2 separate regions of the Homo sapiens genome follow, and region 2 is linked to region 1. Evidence: chromatin loops called from intact Hi-C (ENCODE). Cell type or tissue: K562. All regions are shown on one strand. Links, peaks and the distances in the headings refer to the core of each region. The heading gives the core; the rest is flanking DNA.

Evidence for each region. A loop is a pair of places that touch in the nucleus more often than their neighbours do. Peaks named below come from ENCODE experiments on the same cell type or tissue, not always from the same donor. Only the 100,000 strongest peaks of a DNase experiment are listed, where the experiment ranks them.
Region 2: it touches region 1 in a loop (2.3-fold over the local background); 1 of 110 quality-filtered maps calls a loop at or near these places.

Annotation. Positions count from the first base shown.
Region 1 is chr1:21,452,029-21,457,510 of GRCh38, forward strand. All of the region lies in intron 2 of NBPF3 (NBPF member 3), which reads left to right. Among named protein-coding and RNA genes, the nearest start is that of NBPF3, 15 kb to the left of the region's middle. In K562, for the core only: no CTCF peak of the experiment used is centred there; a DNase peak (open chromatin) is centred at 2,133.
Region 2 is chr1:21,387,850-21,393,114 of GRCh38, forward strand. No RefSeq gene overlaps it. Among named protein-coding and RNA genes, the nearest start is that of NBPF3, 50 kb to the right of the region's middle. In K562, for the core only: no CTCF peak of the experiment used is centred there; a DNase peak (open chromatin) is centred at 2,142.

The DNA.
Region 1 (5,482 bases), core at 1-5,000:
TCATATCACTTTAAATGATGATGTCCTTGTACAACAATTTTCTAAACATTCTTTAGATAAGAATTTAATGGGCATTCTTTATTGCATTAGGCTTAAATTTCATGCATCTTAAGGTTTTATTGCAAAGTGTTGCCTTGCTTCCTTTTTAAGATGATACAATTTATAACACGCAAGTTTGCTGTCTGTCCCCTCCCTTTATATACATATAAAATGAGCAAACATGTGGCCATGAAACAGATGGTCATAGAATTGGTTCAGTGGTTGTGAGTTCAGCAACCCAAGAGTGTCTTATCTGAAATACCACGAGGAATGCCTGGACACAGTAGACAAAGGTTGTTCAACTGGATGCCTTAGGATACATGCTACCAAAAACAAAGTAGCTGAAAAGGAACCAGAATAACAGAATATCAGAGCCAGAGGAACATTTGGAGGTAATTCAGTACCTCCTCCTTTTCAACCTACAGGGGAGATAGTGGAACAGAAGCAGAAATGGGCCTGCCTGCTGTGCCCAAAATTCATTGGAGATTATTGCGGTGAAGAATTTCATTTATGATGAAGGAGAATTAAATCCCCGTCAGTTTAAATTCAGGCAGGTTTATTGAAAAGGTGAAGAAGCGTCTTGCAGAAGCAAAGCGTGGCTGAGGCTTGTGGGCTTTGGGAAAATGAGCAGCTGACAGTGGCTGATGCTGCCCCTGACTCTGGGACCATGTGGTCTCTTGTTCCCTGAGAGCATCTCTTCTATTCTCTTGCATCTTCCCTCAGCCTGGCAGTCTCTGTATAATCTTCAACACATAATCGAGCAAGGCTGTGCCAGCCCCAATGCCACCTGGCACTTTAGGTCAAATTAGGAAGGCATGAAATAAACTGGCCCTTTATAATACAGCTGTTGGAACCACAGTTGAAAGTACAATATCTTGACTCCTGGGTTAGTGCTTTATGCTGAGCTTTTTTTTCTGAATATGAGCACAGACTTTGGAATATTAGTGTCACCTAGCGTTATTAGCTAGTATTCTCCTTTTGTTTCCCCATGACATCCCCTCCTTCTTCCCACAGATCCACTGTCCGCTCATTTCCATCCTGTCTCATGCCACTCGGGGCTCGTCCCTTCTAGAATGCATTCCTGGCTCCCCTGCATGCACACTTCCAGTTAGGTTTAGCAATGGAGGGCACCTGATGGAGCCTGGAAGTGAGAGGAAGGTGAGGTCTGTATTTCTTCCCTCTCCCTCCCTGCTCTGGCACTGAGTATCTGGCAATAGCTGCATCTGTCTATTACTTCAGTGGCCACTCTTCCACAGCCCCAGTTCTCAGTGGGTCCCATAGCATTATTTACCTTTGTTCCTTTAGCTCCCATCAAGGAAGATCCAGAGACATTCTCCTTACCAAGACGTTAAGAAATGCACAGGTGAGGAGAACAGCGGCATGCGTGTAAAGGTCCTGTGGCACCCATCCTCTGCAGGCTGGAGGTCATGGCGGGAGATGCTGCATGGATTTGCCCTCCCCGCTGTCAGTGAGAACAACAGGGTTCTGGAAGAGTAGAGGACAGGCCATGGGACTTGGCCATCTAGAGATAAGGCGGGAGGGATTTCCTTGAGAGGCAGGGATATGTGGTGGTTACTAATCATTCGAATCATTGTGAGGTGTCTGGGAATGTAATGGATGGGAAATCTACTAAGAAATCAACTTAGTAATAATTAGAAAAGCTCTAGTTCTGAGGACAGAGACCTGATGGAGTCACCATAGTGGGAATTTATGACCTGGCATCCGGTTCAGATACCTGGAGCTTCTTGAGTGAGGGAAGATTGGATCCCTTGAGGAAGAGTGAAGCCTTCAATGCTGCCACCAGTGTATGCTGTAAATCTTCCTCCAGGCCTTCCCCAGAAGGCCCTGAAGCCATTTATGTGGGTGACTGAGGAAAGGGAAATACTCAGAGCTTCTGTGGCTTGTTGGATTCTGGCTCTGAAGAATGCTAAACTAAGGGCACCTGTGGTGGCCATGAAAATGCACTACTTGCATCTCCAGCTGCAGGAGGCCTAACGAATCAGCAGCCCCAGCTGCTACACTCCGAATGGAGGACTTGATGACATTTCCCCTGGATCTGCACTAGCCCATGAGGAGGAAAGCCTCCTATCAAGTCCTCCCAGCAGAACACCCATGATGACTCATGAGGATGTTGAAAGTGTTTTCCTGTGTCAACTGTGACTTTCTTTCTTCAAAGTCTGTTTTGTTCCTGCACATTAACTGATTTATATCAAATAAGAGAATAAATGCCTAGACTCCCATGAGTCTATCTTTTACTGATAAACTCAATAGTTCTGAGGACGGAAGCCTGATGGAGTCAGTATAGGGGGAATTTATAACCTGGCATCCAGTTCAGAGACTTGGAGCTTCTTGACTGAGGGGAGATCGGGTCCCTTTGGGGAAGAAGGAAGCCTTCAATGTTGTCACAAGTGTATCCTGGAAATCTTCCTCTAAGCCTTCCTAGAGAGACCTGATAATATGACTTATGATACAGTGACCCCAAATTCAGGGTGTTCTTGTCTACTCTCAAGAATGCAATATCTTCTTCCTCTGAATTGAACGTAGTACCAATATTTGTGTGTAGCTATGCACCTTAATAGACCATAGCTAATTAGATGAGGAATGGTAGACCCAATTCAACCATACAGGCGTCAACCATATCAGCATACAGGCATCCCTCTCCCACCGTTTCCTTCTTGTCCCCACTCCAAAGCCTTCTCCATTTTATTTGTATTAACTTTCTATTGCTGCATACTAAATTACTGCAAGCATTAGCGGCGTAAAATAAGAATGATTTATTTTCTTGCAGTGTCCACAGATCAGAAGTTCAGGCCTGGATTCGCTGGGTCTTCTTCTCAGGGCCTCACAGGCTGAAATTAGGCTGGGTTTCTTTCTGGAGGTTCTGGGGAAGAACATCCTCTCAAGTTTCCTCAGGTTGTCAGCTGAGTTCAGTTCCTTGTGACTGTAGGACTGAGATCTCTGTTTTCTTGCTGGCTGTCAGCCAGGGGCCTCTCGCTGCTCCTAGAGGCCTCCCATGTTCCCACTGCATGCTTCCTCCAGCCAGCAGAGGAGGATCGCCCTGCATGGAAACCCTCCTGCACTTCACATCTCTCCAGGAAGTCCTCAGTCCCTCCAAGGAACTCACCTTCACTAGGTCAAGCTCATCAGATAATCTGTCTATCTTAAATTTGACCGATTTGGGATCTCGATTACATCTGTTAACTTGTTTTTGCCATAAATTGTAACACAATCGCAGGAGTGACATCTCCTCAGTGGCTTTGTCTACACTCAGGAAGAAGTGATTATATAAGAGCAAAGATCACTGAGGGTCATCTTAGGATTCTGTCTACCATAATATTATAAAGACACAGTAATTAAAAGAGTATAACAGATTTCTGCTTCTGTCTGTTAGAATAAATCATATCAGACTAACCCTGCCTCCATAAACAACCGTAAAATTGTTTTCAGCAGTGTACGACAGGCAGTACAACAGAAAACTTAAGGGGGAAGCCCCATGATTTCCTAGTTCTTTGGGGAGAATTTCTCAGCAGCTGCATAGTGGGCTAGAGTCCACTCAGGGCAGGGCAGCCCACTGAGCTGAGAAGGCAGAGATCAGAGTTCAAGACCATTGAAGCAACTGCAATCTGCAGGGCAGGGCACCAATGAGGAGACAGCTGATCAAAGGTGCAGCTCTCAAAGTCTATGTGGGGTTCCATATGCATCCTTATCAAGGACTGGACTGTACCTGCACAAGGAAAAGACTAACAGATTTAACAGAGGGGTGGCTGCTATAAAATTGAGTTTGGACCAGAGGTACTTGAGGCGGAGGAGGGTTGGGGAATGTATGATGGAGTTTCTGCCATCCACGGTGGGAAGAACTCATGCACACCTCATTAGCACCCAGGTATCCAACTGAGACACTAGAATGGATGTGCTTTAGGAATAAGTGTCACACTTTTCAATAAGGCCTATTGTTCACCAACCTGGTAAAGCCTAAAGCCAAACCCTGACAAAATCCACAAAGGGGTGGATTGGTGATTGAGTCCTGCCAAATTAGAGGGTCTTGGGAAATTCTGTGGGCTTTCCATGAATCCGTTGTAATAAAACATAAACCAGTCCACATAAGTCCAAAGTGATCGATCAGACAGTAATTTTACGCCCACTAGAGCAAAATTAATTCACACAATCAATGACACAAGTTAGCCAAGTCGACATTTAAGCAAAATACATCTAAGAACAGCTAACAAATAACTCTCCTCAAACTCACATAGAGCATTCACCAAGATAGACCACATATGCTGAGCCATCCTTAGTATTTTCTGTCCTTTCTCTTTGACTCGTGTATACTGTGCTCAAACTCTTAAAATTATACACTTTAATTATATACTTTAATGATTATACACTTTCATGCATCTCAATTGCATGTAAGTTATATTTCAATATATTTGTTAAAAGTTTATAATTAAAAAAACTGTCCTAGCTTGATTCCAGAAATCTTTTTTATATTTTAGAAAATGTAATGTTATATATTATCAGGGCAAAAGAGAAAAACCGTATGATTACCTTGTCATACACAGTAAAAGCATTTGGCAAAATTGAAAAATTTTTCATGATTTATAAAAACAAACCCCAGAAAACTCAGCATGATAAGAAGAGAAGGCAACACTTCCAACCCTATTAAGGGTAGATTTGAAAAAAACTCACAGGTAACATTATATTAAATGGCATGGGATTGAATGCTTTTCTATTAAATCAGATAAAAAAGTAGAATATCTGTTGTTATTCTTTCAATTCAGCATTATACTAGAGATCTAAATCAGTGCAATAAAGTAAGAAAAATAAAAGTATTGAAAAGATTGAAAAGAAAGAATTGAGGCTGTCTTTATTCACAGATAATGACTGTGTATGTTAATAATCCTAGAAATCTGCAAAAATCTGCCAAAGCTAATTAGTGAGTTTGGTAATGTTGCAGAGTATAAGCTCAATAGAAGTAGTCTTTTGTATTTCTGTGTATTAGCAATGAGCATTTGGAAAATGAAATAAAAATACAATTTCATTTCAAGTAACTTCTAAATACATGTGCTTATAAATAAATTCAACAGGCTGGGTCTGGTGGCTCACGTGTGTGTGTGTGTGTGTGTGTATGTATGTGTGTGGGTGGGTGTGGGTGTGTATATTCACCTTTTTGAAGATTATCTATCGTTATCTCCAAACAGGGAACATTAAGAGAACATAAAAAGAAACCACAATATAGGAGATATCATATTTATTTCCAACAAAGGGTTTTTAGAGTGTGTGTGTGTATATATATATATATGTATGTATATATATGTATGTATATATATGTATGTATATATATGCATGTGTATATATATGTGTGTTTATATATGTCTAATAAGAAACAACACAATGAAACAATTTCTCAAAAGACTTGAATAGATACTTCAGTAAAGAAGATACATAA
Region 2 (5,265 bases), core at 1-5,000, 64 kb before region 1:
AGGAGCCTCTCCGCCCGGCAGCCACCCCATCTGGGAAGTGAGGAGTGTCTCCGCCCGGCAGCCACCCCGTCCGGGAGGGAGGTGGGGGGGGTCAGCCCCCCGCCCGGCCAGCCGCCCCATCCGGGAGGGAGGTGGGGGGTCAGCCCCCCCGCCCGGCCAGCCGTGCCGTCCGGGAGGGAGGTGGGGGGGTCAGCCCCCCGTCCGGCCGGCCGCCCCGTCCAGGAGGTGAGGGGCGCCTCTGCCCGGCCGCCCCTACTGGGAAGTGAGGAGCCCCTCAGCCTGGCCAGCCACCCCGTCCGGGAGGGAGATGGGGGGGTCAGCCCCCCCACCCGGCCAGCCACCCCGTCCGGGAGGGAGGTGGGGGGGTCAGCCCCCCGCCTGGCCAGCCGCCCCATCCGGGAGGGAGGTGGGGGGGTCAGCCCCCCGCCCGGCCAGCCGCCCTGTCCGGGAGGGAGGTGGGGGGGTCAGCCCTCTGCCCGGCCAGCCGCCCCGTCTGGGAGGTGAGGGGCGCCTCTGCCCGGCTGCCCCTACTGGGAAGTGAGGAGCCCCTCTGCGCGGCCAGCCGCCCGGTCCGGGAGGGAGGTGGGGGGGTCAGCCCCCTGCCCGGCCAGCCGCCCCGTCCGGGAGGTGAGGGGCGCCTCTGCCTGGCCACCCCTACTGGGAAGTGGGGAGCCCCTCTGCCCGGCCAGCCGCCCCGTCCGGGAGGGAGGTGGGGGGGTCAGCCCCCTGCCCGGCCAGCCGCCCCGTCCGGGAGGTGAGGGGCGCCTCTGCCCGGCCGCCCCTACTGGGAAGTGAGGAGCCCCTCTGCCCGGCCACCACCCCGTCCGGCCAGCCGCCCCGTCCGGGAGGTGAGGGGCGCCTCTGCCTGGCCACCCCTACTGGGAAGTGGGGAGCCCCTCTGCCCGGCCAGCCGCCCCGTCCGGGAGGGAGGTGGGGGGGTCAGCCCCCTGCCCGGCCAGCCGCCCCGTCCGGGAGGTGAGGGGCGCCTCTGCCTGGCCACCCCTACTGGGAAGTGGGGAGCCCCTCTGCCCGGCCAGCCGCCCCGTCCGGGAGGGAGGTGGGGGGGTCAGCCCCCTGCCCGGCCAGCCGCCCCGTCCGGGAGGTGAGGGGCGCCTCTGCCCGGCCACCCCTACTGGGAAGTGAGGAGCCCCTCTGCCCGGCCAGCCGCCCCGTCCGGCCAGCCGCCCCGTCCGGGAGGTGAGGGGCGCCTCTGCCCGGCCGCCCCTACTGGGAAGTGAGGAGCCCCTCTGCCCGGCTAGCCGCCCCGTCCGGGAGGGAGGTGGGGGGGTCAGCCCCCTGCCCGGCCAGCCGCCCCGTCCGGGAGGTGAGGGGCGCCTCTGCCCGGCCGCCCCTACTGGGAAGTGAGGAGCCCCTCTGCCCGGCCACCACCCCGTCTGGGAGGTGTGCCCAACAGCTCATTGAGAGCGGGCCAGGATGACAATGGCGGCTTTGTGGAATAGAAAGGCGGGAAAGGTGGGGAAAAGATTGAGAAATCGGATGGTTGCCGTGTCTGTGTAGAAAGAAGTAGACATGGGAGACTTTTCATTTTGTTCTGCACTAAGAAAAATTCTTCTGCCTTGGGATCCTGTTGATCTGTGACCTTACCCCCAACCCTGTGCTCTCTGAAACATGTGCTGTGTCCACTCAGGGTTAAATGGATTAAGGGCGGTGCAAGATGTGCTTTGTTAAACAGATGCTTGAAGGCAGCATGCTCGTTAAGAGTCATCACCAATCCCTAATCTCAAGTAATCAGGGACACAAACACTTCGGAGGGCCGCAGGGTCCTCTGCCTAGGAAAACCGGAGACCTTTGTTCACTTGTTTATCTGCTGACCTTCCCTCCACTATTGTCCCATGACCCTGCCAAATCCCCCTCTGTGAGAAACACCCAAGAATTATCAATAAAAAAATAAATTAAAGAAAAAAAAAAAAAGTGAAAAAGCTTACAAAAAAAAAAAAAAAAAAAAAGAAAGTGACCTCTGGTCATCCTCACTGTTCGTTATACGCTAATTATAATGCATTAGCATGCTAAAGGACACTCCCACCAGCGTCATGACAGTTTACAAATGCCATGGCAACGTCTAGAAATTACTCTCTATGGTCTAAAAAGGGGAGAAACCCTCAGTTCCCGGAACTGCCCAACCTTTTCGTGGGAAACTCATGAATCATCCACCCTTCATTTAGCATATTATCAAGAAATTACTATAAGTATAATCAGTTGACTAGCCCATGCTGCTGCTATCTATGGAGTAGCCATTCTTTATTCCTTTACTTTCTTAATAAACTTGCTTTCTCTTTACTCTATGAACTTGTCCCAAATTATTTATTTATTTTTGAGAGACAGAGTCTTGCTCTGTCGCCGAGGCTGGAGTACAGTGGTGCGATCTTGGCTCACTGCAACCTCTGCCTCCCGTGTTCAAGCGATTCTCCTGCCTCAGCTTCCCAAGTAGCTAGGACTACAGGTGCGTGCCACCACGTCTAGCTAATTTTTGTATTTTTTAGTAGAGACGGGGTCTCACTATATGTTGACCAGGCTGGTCTCGAACTCCTGACCTCAAGTGATCTGCCTGCCTCAGCCTCCCAAAGTGCTGGGATTACAGGCGTGAGCCACTGCGCCTGGCCCTGAATTCTTTCTTGGGCGAGGTCCAAGAATCCTCCTTTGGGGTCTAGATCCGGACACCCTTCCGGTAACATCTTCTTGGCTACCACAAAGGGACTATACCGAGGAGACCCCCAACTCAAAGGAAAGAGACTGCAGCACCGATTATCCGACTTTGGGTAAGTGGTGGGGTACATTTTACCCAGGTAAAGGATGGAATTGAGTGAGAGGCCCAACTTAGGAGAGTTAGTTTCTCCTGAGACAGACAAGGTTAAAGGCCCCTCTTAATAAAAGGCAAGGATGCTTGACCGAACTTGGGTTCAAGGCCCAACTTAGGAAGGTAAGAGTCCTTCCTAATATTTAGAGGGTTAGAGGACCTTCCCTCAGTAAAGTCCCTTTTGGTTAAAAAATGGGTTTGGGCTGGGCGTGGTGGCTCACGCCTGTAATCCTAGCTCTTAGGGAGGGAGAGGCAGGAAGATAGCTTGAGCCCAGGAGTTCAAGACCTGCCTGGACAATATATTGAGACCCTGTTCTCCACAAAAAGAAAAAAAAAAAAAAAAAAGAGGATTTGGCATTATGGGATGTTAACCCATCTTTGAATTAATCTGCCTTGCACTGCTTGCTGATGGCTATGGGTGACAGGATTAGACAAGTACAGGACCATAGGACATGGGAGCTTTTTCCTCCCCCAAAAGAGGGAAACTTGAGAGCTGATGGGTCTGCTGGAAAAGATCCCTTTGTGACTGACAAGCAGCTGCCTGAACTTTTGAGTCAGTGTCGCTGCAATGGGTGGGTCTTTCTCCCACCCCCTGAGCTCCTTGCCTTCCCCACCTCATCGCAGGCAATGCTTTTCTCTCTCTCGTTCTCTCCTTTCCCTTTCCTATCTTTTCTGTTACTCAGGGCGACCATCTTGCCCAGAGACCAAATGTTGAAACTGCTGGTCGGAGATCATTCCACCCCACTTTGAATAAAGATGACAGGGCTCAAACAGGGGCAAGTTTGAGCCTTACCAGTTCGATATTGGGTGCTAAGCAGAGTGGTTAATATCTATGTTTTGTCACACGTATTTTGCTCTGGCCGGATGGAAAATGTTAATTTGGTTATCCCATGCAATCCCTTGAACGGCATCTTACAAAATTGAGAGACTTTTGCCTGTGGTTCCATGAAAAGGAAAAAGATGATTTTCTTTGGTGTTGCAGCTTGGTCCCCAGGGCTATGATGTGGCAAGCAGGGTCACTAAGGTCACTCAGGGAAAGGGAACCCAGAAACCTGGCATGCAGGCAAAAGGGTAAGAATTTCTTACTGGTCAGGCTTGTGGGCTCTCTGTGCAAACTGGTTGTAGGAATTGTAAAAATCACTGTCTCCTCTGCAAAGTTCTTTTTTTTTTTTTTTTTTTTTTTTTTTTGAGACAGCGTCTCCCTCTATTGCCCAGGCTGGAGTGCACTCTGCTTCCCAGGTTCATGCCATTCTCCTGCCTCAGCCTCCCGAGTAGCTGGGACTACAGGCGCCCGTCATCTCACCCGGCTAATTTTTTGTATTTTTAGTAGAGAGTGGGTATCACCGTATTAGCCAGGATGGTCTTGATCTCCTGACCTCGTGATCCTCCCGCTCGGCCTCCCAAAGTGCTGGGATTACAGGCGTGAGCCACCCTGCCTGGCCGCAAAGTTCTGATTAATGAGAAAAAGGATTTGTGAGGTTAAACTGTAGTGAATCTGGTATACTTTGTGCTATGAATTTGTCTTTCTATATCGTTCTGTCATAAAGAGGGGTACCTTATGATACTTTGTGCTATGAATACTTTGTGCTATGGATTTGTATACTTTGTGCTATGAATTTGTCTTTCTATATCGTTCTGTCATAAAGAGGGGTACTTTGTGCTATGAATTTGTCTTTCTATATCGTTCTGTCATAAAGAGGCGTACCTTATGATAGAACATGGGCTTAGAACCCCATAAGCCTGCTGTTCAAGCTAGCCTGGAAAACTGGTCAGTTACAAACTTTGCTGCAGGTCCCTGAAGCAAACAAAAAAAACTGGATGAGGTTTGTAGTAGTCCGTTTTCACACTGCCATAAAGAAATACCTGAGACTGGATAAATTATAAAGGAAAGAGGTTTAATTGACTTACAGTTCCACATGGCTGGGGAGGCCTCAGGAAACTTATAATCAGGGTGGAAGGTGAAGGAAAAGCAAGGCACCTTCCTCCCTAGGCAGCAGGAGAGAGAGAAGAGCGAAGGAGAAACTTCCAAACACGAATAAAACCATCAGATCTCGTGAGAACTCACTCACTATCATGAGAAAAGCAAGGGGGAAACAGCCCCCATGATCCAATCAGCTCCCTCCCTCAACACGTGGGGATTACAGGTCCCTCCCTTGACATGTGGGGATTACAATTTGAGATGAGATTTTCGTGGGGACACAGAGCAAAACCGTATCAAGATTTCCCTCAGGTCTTGTTTTATGTCTTTGGGAGCTTGACCTTGTAACCACACCGTGGTAATTTCTCTTGGTTTCCACCATCCAGGGAACAGGAGTTTTGGGATTCATGTCATAGTTAGTCTTAAAAATTATCTTGAGGCTGGGTGCGGTGGCTCACGACTCTAATCCCAGCACTTTGGGAGGCCGAGGTGGGCGGATCACCTGAGGTCAGGAGTTCACGACCAGCCCGAC